Regions from separate parts of the Homo sapiens genome. Here all the other regions are linked to region 2. Evidence: chromatin loops called from intact Hi-C (ENCODE). Cell type or tissue: CD4-positive, alpha-beta T cell. All regions are shown on one strand. Links, peaks and the distances in the headings refer to the core of each region. The heading gives the core; the rest is flanking DNA.

What was found. Peaks named below come from ENCODE experiments on the same cell type or tissue, not always from the same donor. Only the 100,000 strongest peaks of a DNase experiment are listed, where the experiment ranks them.
Region 1: it touches region 2 in a loop (2.5-fold over the local background); 7 of 110 quality-filtered maps call a loop at or near these places.
Region 3: it touches region 2 in a loop (6-fold over the local background); 2 of 110 quality-filtered maps call a loop at or near these places.
Region 4: it touches region 2 in a loop (11-fold over the local background); 5 of 110 quality-filtered maps call a loop at or near these places.

What each region holds. Positions count from the first base shown.
Region 1 is chr12:52,023,219-52,028,041 of GRCh38, reverse strand. The region is part of intron 1 of LOC124902934 (a long non-coding RNA gene); the gene reads right to left. It also overlaps a transcript of NR4A1 not described here. Among named protein-coding and RNA genes, the nearest start is that of TAMALIN-AS1, 18 kb to the right of the region's middle. RefSeq lists enhancers at 1,480-2,417, 2,963-3,257, 2,418-3,355 and a silencer at 4,062-4,521. In CD4-positive, alpha-beta T cell, for the core only: CTCF peaks have their summits at 2,055 and 2,254 (motif pointing left); DNase peaks (open chromatin) are centred at 2,191, 2,481 and 3,051; H3K4me3 peaks cover 1,098 bases; H3K27ac peaks cover 1,116 bases.
Region 2 is chr12:51,949,355-51,954,177 of GRCh38, reverse strand. It overlaps ACVR1B (activin A receptor type 1B), which reads right to left and starts at 2,479. Exons shown (of 9, transcript NM_004302.5): 1 at 2,344-2,479. The coding sequence starts at 2,434. RefSeq lists silencers at 2,485-2,534, 2,565-2,624 and an enhancer at 2,082-2,701. In CD4-positive, alpha-beta T cell, for the core only: no CTCF peak of the experiment used is centred there; a DNase peak (open chromatin) is centred at 2,627; H3K4me3 peaks cover 2,064 bases; H3K27ac peaks cover 321 bases.
Region 3 is chr12:51,588,634-51,593,456 of GRCh38, reverse strand. It overlaps SCN8A (sodium voltage-gated channel alpha subunit 8), which reads right to left and starts at 2,224. Exons shown (of 27, transcript NM_001330260.2): 1 at 2,098-2,224. RefSeq lists a silencer at 2,472-2,721. In CD4-positive, alpha-beta T cell, for the core only: no CTCF peak of the experiment used is centred there; DNase peaks (open chromatin) are centred at 2,236 and 2,576; H3K4me3 peaks cover 1,385 bases; H3K27me3 peaks cover 1,418 bases.
Region 4 is chr12:52,004,385-52,009,207 of GRCh38, reverse strand. TAMALIN (trafficking regulator and scaffold protein tamalin) reads right to left here and starts at 2,262. Exons shown (of 8, transcript NM_181711.4): 1 at 1,943-2,262; 2 at 1-18. The coding sequence starts at 2,188. TAMALIN-AS1 (TAMALIN antisense RNA 1) reads left to right here and starts at 1,553. Exons shown (of 1, transcript NR_146770.1): 1 at 1,553-2,958. RefSeq lists enhancers at 1-223, 834-1,519, 3,147-3,206, 2,892-3,578 and a silencer at 2,292-2,441. In CD4-positive, alpha-beta T cell, for the core only: no CTCF peak of the experiment used is centred there; DNase peaks (open chromatin) are centred at 1,447, 2,367, 2,767 and 3,227; H3K4me3 peaks cover 1,642 bases; H3K27ac peaks cover 909 bases.

The DNA.
Region 1 (4,823 bases), core at 756-3,255, 74 kb before region 2:
TTTGTAGAGACAGGATTTCATCATGTTGCCCAGGCTGGTCTCAAACTCCTGGACTCAAGCAATCCTCCCACCTCAGCCTCTAAAAGTGCTAGAATTACAGGTGTGAGCCACCGCACCTGACCAACATAATAATAATTCTTAACATATGATCACCATATGCTGGGAGAACGCCCTCCTACACTCCTGAGCCTAGCCACGTTACTCTCAGAAGTAAGGGTGTATGTGCCTAGTCCCTGGAGGGGTGTGTGGCTCTGCCCTCTGCAGTGGGCATCAGAGTGTGTGGGTGCCCCCCTGTGCCCAGGGCCACCAGTTCAGTAACAGAGTGGGCCGTGAAACAGGAGGCATGGGGATGTGGGTGGAGTGCAGCCCTGGAATGACACCTGCAGCCCCCACGTGCACCCCGAGTTTCTCAGGCTCCTCTTCCTCTTTCCTTGCGGGCCCTTAGCACAGGACTCAGAGCAGCAGAGCTCTCAGCCCTCCCAGTGCTGACTGTCTGCAGAGATCCAAGTGCTTGCTCTGGGCAAGGCCCTGGCTCCCAGCATCCAGAGGCTGCCAGTGGGCACAGCGTGGCTGGGAGCTGCCTTAGCTGCTCAGGCTTGGGAGAGGGACCATCCTGCGGGCACTCGAACCATAAATGTCCAGACACAGAATCACATCAGAGCCATCCTCAGCAGACCAGGCAGGGCTGCCTCCCAGGGAGAGCTGGGTAACCCGAGCTGCTGGCAGGCCCTCAGGTCACTTCAGGAGCACAGGGCGGTCAGCTGATGCTCCTGGGGACCATTCATCACGTCTCCCAGCCCAGCCGGTACAGCCTCAGCTATTTCCAGGCCTGGGTATGCAGCAGCTTATGTAACGGGCTGGAAGTCAGGGCTGGGCTAAGGGGCACTTGTGGTAGGGATGGGGCTGCTCCCACCTCCCACTGTAAGGCCCACCCCTCAGTCCCTAGTCTCCCTATGGAGATTTGTGGGGGGCCCACAGCTCTGGCTGGAATCCCTGTGGACAGCCACTGTGCCTATCAACACACCTCTCACTTCCTGGCCAGAAGATGCCTGGCCATCTGCGGTCCATGGAGTTGAGGCCACCAAGCAGCCTCTTCCTCAACCCCATCAGCCCTGCCCAGCCTCTGTGCTCTCACCTTCCCCTCCCCGCTCAGAGGAAGAGTGGGTATGTCTGCTGCTGCCCTCCGAGAGAACCTGTGCACATTCCTGAAGCCCCTCCTAGCTCCTGCAGGCCTAGTTTGGTGGGTGGTTAAGCTGGGCTCAAATACACATATTCCCAGTGTGGCTTTAGGCGGGCTTTGTACATCTGCTAAGCCTCAGTTGCTTGTTTGGGAAATGGAATGATAATAACAATATCTCCCTTTTGGTGTGGCTGTGACTGTGGGGCTTTAAGAGCACATTCCAGGAGGCAGATTGCCCAGCCCTGTCTATCTATGTGGCCTTGGGCCAGTCACTTAAGCTGTCCGGGCCTCAGTTTCCTTGTGTAGAACGGGACAGCGATATGACCTACCTCCCTGAGTTGTTGTGAGGATCCAGTGAGTTTTTATGCATAAAGCACTTAAAGAGTTCCTGGCATGAGGTCAGCACCATGTAAGTGTTGGCTATAATTAGACAATGTTTGGAGATCACTTTCCTCTGCCTTGGCTCCTAATAAGCTCTTGGTGAAAGGTAGTTGTTATTTTTAACTTCTTCGTTCTCCTTCACTGTCTTAATTCCCACCTTCATTTAGCCTTGCAATTTCCTTTAAATACCTTATCTTCTCCCCTCGTTTGTTGTCAATCTGCTGCACTACCAATAAAGGCGTGCATAAATTATATTTGTCCCATGTTTACATTCATAAAACATTTCCCATGCACTCCTGTCCCAACCTCACAGCAAACGCGTGAGCGAGCAGTGCAGCTCATGTCATTGCCCTCATTTTGAGAGCCCGGGACAGGGTGTGATCTGTCCAGAAGCATCAGCTGCTCAGGGGTGTGTCCAAGCCACCAGTGAGGGTATTCCGACCTTGGGCACCAGAGCACACCGGATGATGCACCCAGGGCGTGCCAGCTCGCTGCTGCCAGGGCAGATTAGCGCAGGGGGCCCTCCTGCTTCCGGTCCCAGCTGTGGGAGCGCCCACATTATGGGAGGAGAGGCCTGTGGGCTTTTTAAATACCTCCCATCCCAGCAGGATCCCCTGCGGCCCCCAAGTGCTGTACGGTGGTGCCCTCTGCTGGTAACAGGAGGTACTGCTACCTCTTATAAGGGAGGAAGGTGGATCCCTTCACATTTACGCAAAAAGCTAGCCAAGGCCGGCTATGTGCCAGGCCCTCTTCTAGGAACCACAGAGGAAAAGAACCTCGGAAAGCCCTGGCCTTTCATGGAGGTGTCTTCTATGGGAGGGATAAAGACAAAAACATTTATAAGAGAACGGCACATAACGAGAAGTGCAATGAAGAAAAACAGAGCCGGGTGAGCTGCTAGCGAATGATAGAGGGCGCTAGCGATACGGAACGGCCAGAGACGGCTTCTGCGAGGAGGCGACAATGTAGCAGGGAACTGAGCGAAGCTAGGAAAAGAAAGGCCCCTACCCGGGGAAAGGCCATGGAAACACAGGACCGGTGGGAAGGCGCTGAGATGGGGAAAGTCTGGGTACGCCGGAAGAACAGTGAGGCCCATGTGGTTGAGGGCAGTGCCGAAAGAGGCCTGGGGCGGTGGCTCACCCCTGTAATCCCAGCAGTTTGGGAGGCCGAGGCAGGTGGATCACCTGAGGTCAGGAGTTCGAGACCAGCCTGGCCAACATGGCGAAACCCCATCTCTACTAAAAATATGACAAATTAGCCGGGCGTGGTGGCGGCCGCCTGGAATCCCAGCTACTCGGGAGACTGAGGCAGGAGAATCACTTGAACCCGGGGGACGGAGGGTGCAGTGAGCCGGGGTTGTGCCATTGCACTCCAGCCTGGGCGACAGAGAGACTCTGTCAAAAAAAAAAAAAAAAAAGCAGCAGTGAGCAAGGTCCGAGAGGCGGAGGCCTCCAGCTCCTTCCTTACCACGTGGTGCATGAAGAAGGCAGAGCTCGTGCAGTCTCAGGAAGCAAAAGGAGAGCCCTAACCAGCATGCACTGGGCTGTGTGCGGGGCCTCACCGCTGCCTGTGAAGTGGGTATTCCTGGCATTACCACCATTTTGCAAAGGAGGAAACTGAGGCTGAGGAAGGTAGAGGTTGTGTGGTTTGCTCAAGGGTGGAAATATAAAGTCACAGAGCAAGAACCTAAATCCAGGTTTGTCTGACTCTAGTTTTTTGGTTGTTTCTTTTCTTTTTGGTTTTTTGTTTTCTTTTTCTTTCTTTCTTTTCTTCTTCTTCTTTCTTTCTTGTGACAGGATCTCACTCTGTCACCCAGGCTGGAGTGCAGTGGCCAGTGGCACAATCACGGCTCACTGCAGCCTGGAACTCCAGGATTCAAGCGAGCCTCCCATCTCAGCCTCTCCAGTAGCTGGGACTACAGACACTCAGATCATTTTTAAAAATTTTTTGTAGAGACGAGGTCTTGCTATGTTGCTCAGGTTGGTCTTGAACTTCTGCTCAAGAGATCCTCCGGCCTTGGCCTCCCAAAGTGTTGGTGAGCCACCCCTCTGGCCGAATCTGGGCTTTAAAACATAAGTTAAGCACTTGGAGAGAGAGAAAAAAAGGCAGCACAGAACAGCACGTAGAGAAGGGCCACAATTGTATTAAAATACGTATATGTATATTTTATATTCAGAAAAAAGGCTGAAAGCAATCCACTGCATGTGATAATCTCTGGAGGTGACTTATGTTTTCCTTCCACTGTGGGGCTGGGGCAGGGAGAAGGATGGTCGTCACCCCCGCAGAAGGCAAAAGACTGCCCTTAGCGTTGATAACAACCATACCTCACACTCACAGGCTCCTTCGCGGTTACAAAGGGTCCTTCTTCACTGCTGAGCGTTTGCTCCTCACCACAGCCATTTCACAGGAAAGGAAGCCAAGCCTCAGAGAGGCCGCGACTCTCCCTCAGATAGCCCGTGGCACGGCTGGGGCCAGGACCGACCTCTGCACGTTCCGAGTCCTGCAGGCGCATTTCCAGGAGAGAGGAGAGCTGGCAGAGAGGTCCAGGGGGGTCCAGGAGCCGGGCCGGGGGCGAGGTGACGAGTGTGGCCGTTCCCGAGTCTGCCGGCAGAGGGCGCCGCCGCCCCGCAAGTCGGCCAGGCCACGCCCCCTACCAGGACCCGCCCCTTTGCAGCGGGGAGCCACAGCACCCTGTGAGGAGCGGCTCGGCAGGCTGGGGTTCGAGGCCATGGGGATGAGAGGACGGTGGACGGGCTGGGCCGGGGCAGGAGGAGGAGCAGCAGGGGAGGGGCTGGGCCGGGGCAGAAGGAGGAGCCGCAGGGGAGGTCACCGGCGGGCCAGGGTCTGCGTGGGTGAGGGGTTGAGAGTGCAGAGGCGCCCGTGTCTGCGGCTGGGAGCGCGAGATGGAGGCGGGGTGGGGGCGGGCTAGTGCGAGGGGAAGGTCCCGGTGTGGCGGGCGGCGGTGCGCTACGGCGCCAGGACTTCCTGAGGCGGCGGGACTAGCTGCCTCGGGAGGCGGTTACTCACTCCGGCGCTGCCACCTGCTTCCTTCCCAGATCCCAGCAAAGCATAACCCCGAGGCCCCCTCTGCGCTCCCACCCCACTCGCGGCGGCGGCACGCCCAGGAGGGAGCTCGCCTCTGCAGCTCAACCCACAGCCTCGCGGCCCCGGGGTGGGCGAGGGTGGAGAGGGAGGGCGGTGCCCGGCGGACTCCACCCGAGCCGCACCGCCAGCCCCCAACCGCCGCAGTCTAGCCCAGGCC
Region 2 (4,823 bases), core at 1,165-3,664:
GGCATCAGAGCTGTCTGGCTCTGTCACTCCTCCAGCCCACGTAGGGGAGCACTATATAGGAAATGCAGGGGAGGGGAAAAAAATCAACTTCTTGTTATCCCACAGCCTCTATTTTCCCAGAACTGACGTTTTACTTTAAGCCCTTTGCAGCAGTGGTCTCCATAGCATACACTATTGGCAACTAGACGTGTCCTGGAAAAAACTGTAGTGTCTGGCCAAGAAGTTTAAAGGCCCTGGAGAATGTTTGCTGGACACACAACCTAATTTCCAATTTACCAAAAAAAGAAACGAACTCCCTATTTTACTCACCCACCTTAACCCCCACAAACATCCATTTTAGGAAGGTTACAAAAAAATGAACTCTGCCCCATTCAGAACCACTTGGATTATCAAACATTCTTAACTAGGCTCACAACCAGAAAAACCCCACAAACACTACATCAAATCAGCAGGGAAATGACTGTTAAAAATCCTGGATATATTAGGGGCAGGATAAAAATTCCTATATGAGGATTTAAAGATTTATACATACACACATAAAATGACAAACCTAGAGGTTCAATCTCCCTTTTTTTTTTTTTTTACTACCCAGTAGAGAACATTATGTTACACATTCCAAAAACATGGCCCTTAATAAGGCCCGACGAACATCCTTATTCATGCAAATCATTATCTCACCACAAATGTCAAGCTCTGTTCATACACCTTCACCATGTTTCTCAAACCCCACAGCACAGATACCTAAGCCACAGAGCAGTGAGGCCGAAGAACACACACGAGGTGCTTAGGAGAAGCATTAGCCCGTGAACAAAGACCCCGCTGCACAGGCTCCACCACTGGGAACAAATATCAAAGCCGGAGATAATGAACTTGTTTTTGAGATTCCAAAGTGGCATGGTGTCTTTTCTTGACTGTCTGGTTTATTAAAGACGACTGAACCCACCTGAGAATCATTATTTTTAGTGTAAGAGAAGAGAGCCACAGAACACACTTTATCTCCCATTGCTGGAAGGTTAGGGGCTGCTGAGAAGTCAAAGCATCAGGCTTTGTACGTCAGGAGCGAATACAATCCTGATCATCTCTCCCAGATCCATCTGTGGGTCAATAATCGCTTCAATATAACTGCCAAATATAACCTTCATCTGCTACCCCAAGGCCAAAACACATTCGCCAAGACTCTCTTAAATGAAATATTTTAGGGTTTCATCTGCTCTTCTCAGCCCCCAAAGCCTCAAAAACAACACAGCCAGCGAAGTGTCCCGCAAAAAGGTACCCGCTTCTACAGAGAGGAGAGTGGGGGGGTGGTATAAGGCGAGCCGCAGACTGTGGGGATTGGGAGGTAAGGGGTGTGTGAGGGTGGGCGGGCTGGGAAGAGGCATCGTGTAGGAAGGTAAATAAGTACTGACCAAGGGCCGGGAATACAGTCCAGTGGTGGGATCTTTAAATAATCTTGGGGGTTTGGAGACAGGTTCCAGGATTTCACCTGAAAGGCATCCACAAAGTGATTAACTGAATGGGCCCCCCGGGGTAGGGTGGGGGAGGCGAGGAGGAAAGCAAATACACCTAGATTCACATCAACCCTTGGGGAACTCGGTTCCATAGGGTTAGGGATTCCAAAGCCAGGCTCCAAAAAGGTTTAGGGGCCTGTTCGTCCCACTTCCTCCAAATAGCCTCCACGGGGCATGAGTGCCGGAGGGCGGAGGGGGGATTGCCCCACTGAACTCAAGGGATTGAGTGAAGGGGAAATGTGACTCCCTTTCCCAGAACATTAGGGAGGCAGTGGAGGGAGGGGAAGAAACACGCCAAGTGCAGGACCTGAAGGAAAGGTTAGAGACCCCTTCCCCTACAGTCTGAGGTGCGCGGACTCTCAACATCAGGTTCCCTCGGAGAGGCTAAGACCCCACCGCCCGAACCCCACAGTCTTGGCGGGAGAAAGACGCCCCCCAGGAGCACCTGGAGGGAGGGAAGAAAGCCCCCCGCCCCTGGACACGGTGAAGGGCAGAAACCACGGACCTCCAAATCTTGGAGCTGGAGGCTCAGACTCCCCTCTCTGGAACACGAGGGCGCTGGGAGCGCGACCCCTGAGAACTGCCCGAATCCAGTTCCGCCTGGAACAGGGCTCGGGTCCCCAGGGGCCCGGCGTGAGCTCCGTCGCCGCCGGGCGGCTGCGCCTCGGAGATCGGGGAAGCTGACTGGGGGTCACCCCGACTCCTCTGCGCCCCCCACCCGGCCATATTGTGCTCGTGGGGAGGGGGCGCGCTGTAGTCCAGCGGCCGCGGCTCGAGGCCTCGCCCTTGCCGGGCCCTCTCCATCCCGGCCCCCGCCCCCCGTCCCAGGACTCACCCTGGACCCCCCGGGGCCCGGACCCGCCGCTGCCGGCGAGCAGGAGGACAACAAGGGGGAAGAAGGAGGAGGCTCCGGCCGACTCCGCCATAGTAACCACCGCCGCCGCCGCCGCCGCCGCAGCCCAGCAGCGCCCAGCGCGCGCGCGCGCGCCCCCGGCGCCTCCCCTCCTCCCGCGGCCCGGCTCCCGCCTCCCTCTCCTCCGCCCGGCGCCTGCACGTGCGCTCCCGGCGGAGCCGGCGCCGCGGCCGCCGCGCGCGCCCCCGAAGGGCGGGGCCGGGGCGCGCGCGGGCGCCCGCCTTAAAGGGGAGTGTCCCTGTTAAAGGGGTGGGCGGGGCTCACGCCTCGGCCAACTTCGCGGATCGGTGCCGAGCCCGGCGCGGAGGAGGCCGGAGCCGAACGTGCAGTCTCCTCCCTCTCCTGCACCCCACGCAGTGCAGAATTATCTTATCAGAGTCGATCCCCCGCCCCCGTCGAATATTCTACGAATCCCGTGCGTGTTCCAGTTCCTCCATCCCTGCGCCTAGCCTCAAGCCCCCAGCGCGTCCCCTGGGATCATCGCCGCGGTCTCCTAACTGGTTTCCCTGCCTCGCCTCGCCCCCTGCCATCCTCTGGACGCGGCAGCCTGTGTGATGGAATCGCGGCACGCGCCTTTTCAGAACATAGCAAAGCTCTTTATTGATGACAGTATGGGTGAGGGTGCCGTGTGAGGCACTCTGATTGGGCTGGTAGGTAGAACCCTTTTGGTAAACAATTGGCATTATGCATCAAATGCCTTAAAATCTTCATATCCATTTACCCAGTATTGTCCCCTGTCCTCAAGAAATAATAAGAGGACAGATGTTTATGAAAAATGTTAACTGTATATTTATCATTGTAAAAAAGGTAGAAACTAAGTAGACAATAATAGAAAATGTTAAATTATGGCCCATCCATATGATGGAACATTATTTAGTAATTTAAAATCCTGTTTACAAAAACTATTGACATGAGAAAATGCTTACAAGATAATGTTAAATTAAAAAAGCAAAATGCAACACTGTTTACAGTATTATTCAAATTGTACTGATAATATGTGTTTATAGGAAAAAAAGACTGGAAGGATATTTACCCAATAGTAACAGTAGTTATTGCCATAATTTTTTTACTTTTAACATTTCAATAATTTCTAAATATTTTTCAAATAAATGTTACTTTCAAATCTAGAAGAAATGCTTAAGAAAGTAAACAAATCACTCCGTATCTTTCTGAAAAGAGGTCAGTTTCTTTAGCTTGAGAAAGAACTTGATATAAAGGAAAGGGCAGAATTTTTGCAGCCAGAGAATTCTGGATCTGAATTCTGCTTCCTACTAACTAGCTGTGAAAACTTGGGCAAGGTTTGAACCTCTCTAAGCACAGCTTCACCATCTGAGATCTAGGGGTGGAAAGGATGGCCAAGAGATAGGGAGAACAGTTGCTTAAATGGAATTCTCACCTTCTAAGTTTCACCAACCTGAAGAACTCCCATCGTCATATCCGGAAAAAATAAAGCTGAAGACACACTCGCCAGACACAGTGTACACACAATCACATAAAGTCATGGGGAGGCATTGTCTACAAGTTGGTCAGTGTAGCTGGATGAGTAAATAACTTATTCTCCTCTCCCTCATCTCCCCCAAATAGGCACACCCCACCCAGTCCGTCTAAGTGGTTTCCAATCCATGCTCTATCCACCAAGCTGTGGTGCACACAGTGCTAGGTTACTGTGTTAGTTTCCTACTACCAAACTGGGTAGCTTAAAATACAAATGTATTCTCTCACTGTTCTGGAGGCTAGAAATCTGAAACCATGGTGTTGGCAGGGCCATGTGCTCTCTGAAGGCTCTAGGGAAGAATCCTTCCTTGCCTCTTCTAGCTTCTGGTGGTTCCCAGGATCCTTGGTGTTGTTTGGTTTGCGGAAGCATAACCCCATGTCTTCACATGGTTATCTTCCCTCTGCATCTACATCTCTGTCCACATTCCTCTCTTCTTATAAGGATACCAGTCATTGGATTAGGGCCCACCCTAATCCAGTATGAGTGCAAATGATCTTAATTGGTTACATCTGCTGCTAAGATCCTCGTTCCAAGTAAGATTACATTCGCAGGTTCCTGGTAGACACGAATTTTGGGTGGACACTATTCAACCCAGTACAGTCACCAACCCCTGCAGTTAAGAAGGGAAAGCCAACCCCTCAGGAGCACATATCTGAAGCCAGGGGGGAGGGAGGTATCTTTCCTTATTTCTTGCTAAGTGCTGCCACTGTGGCTTCGAGGCCAGGGGTCCCAGAGGGGACCTGTGGTTGCTTCACTCCTAGACAGTAAAGTCAGCCACACAGCTAAATATACAGATCAGGGAACCAGAATGCTGGCTCCACAGACCAAATGCCACCTCCGTCAGCTCCATCAGCTCACTTGACAGCATTGAACTTTGGGCAAGATACTTTACCTCCCTAAACCTCAA
Region 3 (4,823 bases), core at 1,283-3,782, 360 kb after region 2:
CCTCCAAAGATTTTGATAAAAGTTGACAAAACCCCAAATGAAAACCAAAGCTGCTCAAACTGAAGCCAAGAAACCAATAACTGATCTGCACCATTATGAACTGCTTTGCAATACCCACCACCAGCTCTACTCAGAAACACAACACATTTACATATACCCTGAATCAGATGTTCAGAGAACACGGAACATGCTTGCAGCCCTCTCCAGGGAGGACCTCAATTTCTAGGACAGGGAATGCGTGCTGAACACCAAAGGATCACTACCCACAACCACCACCTCACCAACCAGCAACCAAATCCTCTTTCAGGGAGAAATGAAGGCCTTATGGGTCATGAGCTCCAAAGAAAAATGCTGCAGTATTTCAAGAACCAGGTTACATGTAATGTGCTATAAAGCTTTCAGCATTTTAAGTCTGATTCCCCCAAGATTCCTACCAGGATGGTACCGTGTGGTAATGTTATCCAGCCATTTGCATCACAAATCAAAAAAAAAATTTTTTTTGAGAAAAGAATAAAAGCACAACATCCCCCCCTCCACATCTTCTAATGCACGTGGAGAAAAGAGAAGTGCAGAGGGATTTTGAGACAGTGAAAAACCTACCACACCCGAAATCTCCATTGGAAAGCTAAAACATCCCCCAGCCCTAACACACTGCTACCTCTCTCTAAAGGCTCTCCAGGTTCAAACTTGGGAAAACAGTTATAAAAAGCACTCTCCCCCTTTACCCCCATGGCCCCCACCCACACTTCCTGCTTCCATCCCTGACTCTCTGGTGCCCACTGTGCATAAAAAGCAGTTTTCCTTGTGTGGCAGAGCTTGCTCCATGCTAATTATTTCTCCCTCCCCCTGACTTTAGCCAGATGCAATCCAAAGTTTCTTCTACCCTCCCCCCAAACAGATGACATCCATTTATTATGAACGCTGATGCAGAACCTTGGAATCTCCGGACATAAAATGTATTCCCTCATGCTTCAAAAACTGCAGTGTAAGTGAGGAAGAGGGCATAGGGTGGAGTAGTCGGATGGAATGCATGGTTTGAAGAATCCTATTTATCGGGCTGAAAAATGGTTCCCATTCCATCCCAACTCGAAGCTGGGGCCCCTGAAAGGGTCTGACAGTCCTGGCTAACCCCTGGAAAGTTAGCCAAGTCTCCACCGGTGGTTGTTGCTGGCAATGGAGGGGATGGAGCTGAGCTCTCAGGAGAAACTGCAGAGGCTTTGCGGTGCCCCAAGGTACCAAGTGAGAACTAGAGAGGAGGGTCCAAGCCCACGGAGCTGGGCAAACAGTCCTGTACCCCAACGCTAACAAGAAGCCAAGGGTGCTGCTGCTGATGGTAAGGTGGGGGAGGGAGAGGAGAGGAACAAGCTCTGCATCGGGTGGCGTGGGGGTGGGGGGTGGGGGTGGGGGTGGGATGGGGGAAGGGGATATTCTCAAAGTGATGTGCTTCCAAATGCAGGAATCCTCGCCTGCCGAGGAAGGTCCCGGGAGCCCCCATCACAACTCCAGAGCACCCTGTTGGGAGGGGGACGAACGCATCCGAGTAAAGGACAGAGGGAGTCGGGAGTGCTGGCTGCGGGAAGAACCCAGGAGCCCTTGGCTTCTGCAGTTTTTAGCAGTGTGAAGCCGGCTGAGGGAGAAGGATGCAGTAAGACATGGGGGAGGGGGAGGGCTGAGGGGCTGCTGTAGGAAGATCCCGACAGCGCTGCCCTTCCCAGTGCAAGCCGGCTAGGGGCCCCAACTCTGCCCGGCACTGAGGGAGGGATGGAGGGCTGCACCGCGGAAGGGGCACCAAGGACGGGCCGTGTCCCTCACTGTAGCCGAGACGGAGAAAGCAGGGTGTCCGGGGTGGGGACTGGTGGTCCTCAGTTCTCTTAAGAGACCCCCGGTACACACAGTAGAAGGAAGCAAGAGTTCCAAACACCTGTCCAAAACAAGGAGAGCAGAGCCCCAGCTCCACGGCCCCTGGAGCCCCGCCGCGCACTCTGCGGCAAAGCCCCTGACTGGAGATGGGCGAGCCCCGCTCAAGGGTCCCGAGGCGAGAAGGGAAACCCGGAGGGCAGGAAGCAGCGCTAGGGCGGGGGCTCTGGGGCGACTTACGGCAGCGGCGGCGGCGAGGGAGGCAGCGGCGGCCCTAACGCGGGGCCCGGGAGGCGCGGCCGGACTGCAAAGGCGCCGAGGATGCGGCGGGCGGGACTGCGGTGGGCGCCATCTTGGAGCGCTCCCCGCGCCCGCCCCCCGCACCGCCCGAGTCCTTGCATAATTGATGACTCGCGCCCGCCGCGCGCCACCGCGCGCGCGCCCCTACTGCCGGGCCCCCCGCCCGCCCCGCCCCCGCGCCTACCCCTCCGCGCGCGCCCCCTGCCCGGGCCGGCCCCGGCCCGCAAGCGCCGCTGCCACCGCCCCCGCCCCCTCCCTGCGCTTCGCGCCCGCCCGCCCGCGCCCCCGCGGCCCACCTACCCCTGCAGGGCGCGCCCGCTCGCCCGCTCGCCTGCAGCGCGCCGCCCGCCCGCAGGCTCTCAGACTCGCGTCTCCGCGCCGCCGGGAGCGGATCAGGGGCAAGAGGGAACAGGGCGCCGGCAGGGGGCGCCGCGCGGGAGCGCCAGCGAGCGTCCCCGGGCCCGCCTCCACTACGCCCCCGCCGAGCCGCCGGGAGGGGCCGCGGGCTGAGGACCGGGACCCGCCGCGAGACGCTGGCTGGCTGCTCGCCAGCGCCGGGCGGCGAGACCCGAAAGCTGTCGTGGTGACCCGCGTGCTCTGTGGCCCGCGTCAGTGCCAAGTCTTACCTTTCTCCTGCCCCCCAACAGTGCCGCGCTCAGTGAAGTTTCTGACATCCAAAAGCGCAGGGAACTCAATTTACAGGATCTTGGGCCCACTGAAAAAACGAGAAGTCAATCAGCGGCAGGTGGAGGCTCGTGTTTCAGCCCACAGGGACCTGCTGCCAGGAGCGGGGAGGCGCTGCCTCCCTGACAGCCCCCAGGCCACCTCAGTCTTTCCGATCCTCAGTCTGTCCATCTGTAAAGTAGGCATGAGCATTTCGACCGCTCACTCCACCCTCGCGAGGATCTAGGTAATGAGTGCCAGAGCTCTTGGCACTTTACTGTGTCTCTCCTCTACTTAATATTTTCCTACCACCAATCACAAGAGGGAAAAAGGGTGTAACAACCTCTCCAAACCTCAGTGTTCTCGTCTGTAAAAGGAAACAGTCACAGTAGCAACCTTATAAACTTCTTGTTTGTACTAACGGGGAGCATGCACTTCACACATTGCTAACACAGCCAGGCACATGGTATGCTTATCACATAATGTGCCCTCTACAATACATTTAAAATTAGCTTTACTGGGGTATATTTGCGTGTGTTTAGATTGTACAATTTTGAGTTATGTGTGCACTCATGAAACCATCACCACCAAGGTAATGAACACACCCATCACCTCCAAAAATTTCTCCGTGTGCTTCTTTGTAATCACTCCCTGCATCGCTCGCCCCCACACACCCTCTCCAGGCAACCACTGATCTTCTTTCTATTACTGTACATTGGTTTGCATTTTCCGGAATTTTAAATAAATGGAATCATACAGTACAAACTCTCTTTTTTGTATGGCTTCTTCCACTCGGCATAATCGTTTTGAGATTATTCAGTCGTTGCCTATCAAGAGTTCTTTTTTACTGCTTAGTAGTATTCTTTATGGGGATACACCACAATGTGTTTATCCAGTCACCTGTTGATGACATTTAGGTTATTTCCAATGTTTGTCCGTTACGAACAAAGCTGTTATGAGCTTTCGTGTGCAGGTCTTTGTATGGATATATATGCTTTCGTTTCTCGTGGGTATAAATATCTAGGAATGGAATAACTGAGTCCTGTCTTAGGTGTATATTTAACATATTAAGAAAGGGCCAAACTGCCTTCCAAAGTGGTTGTGCCTTTCCATTCCTACTAGCAGCACATGAATTTCAGTTGTTCTACATCCTCACCAACATTTGGAGTGATCAGTCTTTTTAATTTTAGCCATTTGAATAGATGTGTAGTTTTATCTCGCTGTGGGTCTGTCGTCCATTTCACTAGTGACTAAAGATGTTGAACATCTTTTCATGGACTTGTCATCTGTAAATCCTCCTGGCGAAGTGTCTCTTCAAGTCTTTAGCCTATTTAAAAATTGGTGGGGTTTTTTCTTGTTAATTGAGTTTTACGAGTTGTTTATATATCCTGGCTGGGCTCAGTGACGCATGCCTGGTGTCCCAGCTACTCTGGACACTGAGCAGGAATAATTGCTTAAACCTAGGATTTCAAGTCCAGCATGGACAACACAGGAGACTCTGATTCTAAAATTTTTTTAAAAAAATTAAAGAGTTGTTTATATATTGTGGATACAAATCTTCTGTCAGACATGTGATTGGCAAATATTGTTTCCCAGTTTAGGCTTATCTTTTTATTCTTTTTACTCTCTTAACAGTGTTTTTCCAAAAGCAGAGGTTCTTCAGCCAGTTGTCCTGGTGCACACTTGTAGTCCCAGCTACTCGGGAGGCTCGGGCAAGAGGATCTCCTGAGGCCAGAAGTTGGAGGCTATAATGTGTTATAATTGGGCCTGTGAATAGCTGCTGCACTCAAGCCTGGCCAACATAGCCAGAACCTGTCTCTTAAAAAAAAAAAAATTAGACCTTCTTAATTTTTATGAAGTTCAGTTTATTATTTTTTCTTCTATGAATCATGCTTTTAATGTCATGTCTAATAAGTTTTTGCCCAACACAAGGCCCCAAATATTTTATCCTATGTTTCCTTCTGGAAATTTTATAGTTCTAGAGTTTACATTTAGGTTTATAA
Region 4 (4,823 bases), core at 1,111-3,610, 55 kb before region 2:
CCAGCGGAATCCTGAGCCCTGGGCAGTAAGATGGTCAGAAGGAGCAGGTAAGGCGGGACTGTCCTTGAGCAGACACTGAGAGGTTACCCTGGACACAGCGACCCACTTCCTGTCTGCCCCTTCCCAGCTCCACATCCACACCTGTTTTGGTGCTGGTGGAACTATTTGCCAAGTGCCACTACTGGCACCACTCCTCAACTTTCTCTACAGGCCTTACCTTCATACCTGGGACTGCAGGGACACAACCATCCTCCTGGGTTCCAGATCCATGAACCTCTAAGCCCTTGCTGGTTTCCACACTGGCAGCAGGTGGGGAGATCATTATTCTAAAATGGTCTCCACCCCTAGGGCCCATGTCTGTAGAGGCTCAGGCCATCCAGACTCCCAAAGCTGAGGCAGGGGCTCTTCCCCAGTGGGATTCAGAGGATAGGTGTCCCCTGGGCTCACCTATCAAGGTGCTCCGAGGACCTTCTGCCAGTTGGGTCTCTCCATCTAATTTCTCAGCTACAGACAGTGGCTTGGGAGGGCTGGGGTCAGGGACCCTGTCCCGAAGGGCTGGCAATCCCAGCCAGAATGTGGGGTCAGAGGTGCCAGGTCTCCTAAGGTACAGGCCGTTTCAAGGACCAGTTGTGGATCCCAGCTGCAGGTGACCAGCTGTGCCCAGCTATACCTGGGTCTCTCTCTCCATTGCCATATATTTTGTGCTTTCTGGGACAAAACATCTTAGATGTCAAACTTGTCAGCAAGTCTCACTAAAGGACCGAGACTGGGAGTTCTTTAGGGGTGGTGGTGGGGGGTGTGGAGGAAGGATGAGAGATGAAGGTTCCTGTCTCTTCAGGGTCCTTGATAAACTAAAGTAGTCTCTCACCCTCCCTAACTTTTTGGTCCTGGGAGGAGGTCCAGTCCCAGAGCAGCCCTTTTCTTTGGAGCCTGCACAGCCCAGGGCCTTTCTGTTCTGTGCCTTTGCTAACCCTCCCCCAAAGCTGCCCAAGGCAAGGAAGAGAAGGTTCAGAACCAGATTGGCCTCAGGGGTGGGGACAGTTCCCAAACGGCCAGGGAGGAAGGACTGGGCAGCACAGAGAGACCCCTTTGTCTTTCAACATGATTTTCATAAAATGCAAATTCTCAACAAGCTGTTCATTGTGTGGGGGCTAGCTGGGGGCCGGGGCGAAGGAGGGCGGCTGGGTGAGGAAAGGCCACCAGGCCCCTCTTCTTAACCTGGTGTTGTGTAGGTTCTGAGCCTCAGGTCTCCTGGGGCCAGAGGAAGAGGCTGGCAGAGGGGACTCAGAGGTGGGCGCGGCCCGCATCCTTCCTGCCCCGCGGGCGCCCTGCGACCCCTCCCACTGCGTCCGGTTCCGACAGAAGTCCAGGGAGCAGTGGCCCTCGCGCCCCGTACGTCAGACGTGGGGCCAGGCGGCAGGCCCCCAGCCCAGGAATCGGGGAGTCCCCTCGGAAGGGTGTGCTATCCGGAGTCAGCGGCTCCCCACGCACTTCCTCAGAGTGAGAACGCACGCGGCGCAGCCACCGGCCCGCTTCTCCCACCGGGGGCTCTCGGACCTTCAACTTGCCTGGGGCTGTCTCTGTCCCTCGGGCGAGGGGCTCCTGGGGACCCAGGACACCTGGCCACGGGGAGGCGGGGCATGGGGGGCAGAAAGCCAGATGGAGCGGGTAGGAGAAGGGGGGTGCTGGGAGGAGTCAAGGAGGGAGAGAGGGGGCGTGCATGGGGCGCGGAGTTAAGAGCCACCGAGCCTGGGCGCGGTGTGCAGGCGAGGGCCACGGCCTTCGCAGCAGCGGGGAACGCGGGGAGTCGAGGCACCCAGCGGGCCGGGGAAGAAGGTGGGGGACTCCGCGGACGCCGAGGAGAGGGCACTGCGGAGTCAGCAGGCCCTGTAGGGAGTCGGAGAGGGGCTGAGCAGATCCTGAAGGCGGGCGGGGGACGCACCTTTCGGCGGGGCAGGGTGCCCCCGGACACGGCGAGCGCGCGGTACAGCTCGGCAGGGTGATAGTCCTCCAGCGCCGCGTACAGCTCGTCCGCTGGGGGCCCAGGGGTGGCGGCTGCGGCAGGGGGTCCCGGGGTCGGGACCGGAGCGGCGGGCGCGACTTCCGAGTCGGGAGTCCGGGCGGCGGGGTCCGGGGTGGCCGCCGCCTCCTCCTTCTGCTGCAGCTTCCTGAGTCGGCGGAGGGTCATGGCTCCGGCGCCGGACGCCCCTCAGAGACGGCGCTGGCTCCCCTCGGCGGGGCTGGCGGCGGCTGGGGGATGCCAGCCGGGCGGGCCGCGGGTCGCCTCCCTTTATAGGCTCCGAGAGCGGGGCGGGGTTGGGGGCGGGCGGGGAGCTGCCTCGGGTGGCCTCGCCCCCAGCACGGAGGACCCTCCCCGCGAGGCGCCGCCGCCCTGGAGCCCCGCCCACGGCGCTCGACGGCCGGGGAAACTGCGGGAGCTGGGCGCTCAGTGGGGGAAAACGAGCCGCGGACGCGAAGGGGCGGGATGAGGCCCCCGGGGCGGGGCTCGGGGCTCGGGGCTGCGTGATACCTGGAGGGGTCTGTGAAGGGACATTGCGCAAGGTTTGAAATTTAGGGACGAATAGCTCTGGCGATTCATGGAGTGGGGCACGGTAAGAGGTCACTGTAAGAAGCCTGGGGAGTCGGGGAGGTAGGGAGAGTCACGGAGATCCAAGGGGCTGCAGGAGACTCCAGGGCAGGGAGAGCGGCAGCGGGGCTGCGCAGGAGTAGGGGTGGAGGCCCGATGGAGGAGGGAGGAGACTCCCTGAACTCACTGCGCAGAAGCCCCCAGGGAGGGAGAGGGCCCAGGATTTTCCCTTGACGCAGCTGCCCCAGAAGAGCTGAAAGAGGCTGCCCCCTGTTCGCACGTCTAGGAAGAAGGGAAGAGGTGGAAACCCTGAAAGCAGTAGGCTTAGTTCTGGCCTGTCCCCTCCAAGGGGCTTGAGTGATCCCTGCTGGCAACACCTTTCCTCAGCTCCTGATGCCGGGGTCAGATCCCCCTTCCCAGGAGACAGACGCTTACTGTGGACTTGACTCAGGAGGTTGGGATGAGCCCAGGCTGAGTGGGAGTTCAGGGCTGGGGGGATGGCCATGCTCAGCCGTTCTCTGACCCCATCTTAGGGACCATCCCCCAGGCTGTTACCATGGCTGCCAGGCGGTAGGAGAGGCGGGAATGGCCCAGCCGAAGTCTCTGTCGTCAGTGGTGCCCGAATAAGAAGTGAGAGGAGGAAGTGGAAGGCAGCGTCTGGTGTCTAAAGAGCGGCTAGCCACCACAGGGCGTCAGCAGCACAGGCTGGGGACTCCATGTCCCAACACCCATCGGCCAAGAAGCAGAGGCGGCAATGCGGTGCCCTTGTCTGTCCCCTCCCTCCTCCCCCAGTCTTCCCAAATCTGTTATGCCTTCACAGTTAACATTTATTGAGCACTTAGCATGTGCTATGCACACTGTTTGTTCTGTGTGTCCTTTTACATACATGCATTAACTCACTTGGTCTTCATAACAACCCTACGAAATAAGCACCATTATCCTCCCTTACAGATGAGGAAACTGAGGCCCAGAGAAGATAAGTAATTTGCCCTAAGTCACTCAGCGGCAGAGCTGAGATTCAAAGCCAGGCAGCCTGGTTCCAGAGCCTGCAATCTAACCACTCTGTGATGTTGTCCAACATTTAAGCCCTGCTGTGTGCCAGGTACTGGCTGGGCACTGGGGTTACAGAGGCTCTTGGCCTGGTAGGGAGTGGTACCTTGCACATGTGCTGTGTTAGACACGTGGCATAAGGAGCACAGAGGGGCAATGGCCACGTCCACCTGCGAGGCCAGGAAAGACTTTCTGCCTCCTGCCTGTCTCAGTTCTTGCGCCTGGCTCAGTCTTCTTCTCTAGTCTCCTTGACTCTGTGTTCTCCTCCCCACCCCCAGTCCTCTAGGCCCCCATCCCCTACAAGAGGTGTGGGTGGAAGAGGGTGCTTTTCCGCCCCTCAGTGATTGCACAAGTCCAGATGGCAGGATGCTTGTTGGGTGGGGGGCCGGGGTGGATTGAGGACTGCCAGGAGCTAAGAGGTAGCTCTCTTAGTGCCTTCTTCTCCCTCCTCCCACCTCCCGCCTTGGCACCACCAAGTGGCCATCAGCTGAGGGGCCGAGGGGGTGTCAGTGGGGAAACATGGGACTCTATTGTGAAGCATTAGCACAGATGGACCCCAGGACCGTCTGTTGCCTGCTCCTGACAGACAGCATCTGTGGGGGGTGGGAGGGGGAGACGCAAAGCGGAGAGGCAATGATGTATATTCCATTCATTCCATTGCTTATCCCCAAAGGGACCCAGCAAAAGGGCATCTTGCACAACCTCCTCTGTGAAGGAGCCACCCCAGCTATCACAGAGGGTTACCTAATGGACATGTCTCCTTGCCTGAAACCTGGAGAAGTGGATGCCACAGGTGTGGCACAGCCCCTGTGTCTAACAGCCTGTGGAGCCAGTCATCCTTCAGCTGACGTGGAGGCAGACTTCCCCAGTTTATGTAGGGCAGTCCACCTCCAGGCCTCCAAGTGAGTGAACACCACCAGAGGACTGAAATTCGCACCTTGTTTCCTCCTCTTGCTAGGCAGAAAGCCCTAGAGAACCCCAGAGTAAGGGTGGGCCCAGGAAATGCAATTTTTATCAAGTTCTTTGTGTGATTCCTTAAATCCTGGGATTTCAGAGCCAGAAATGGCCTTATGGTCTGGAAAGGATACCGTATGGTCCAAGCCCTCATTTAACAGAAGCAACTGAAGCCAGAGAGAGAAAGACAGAATCATAACAGGGACTAGAACCCACTAGAACCCAAGTCTCT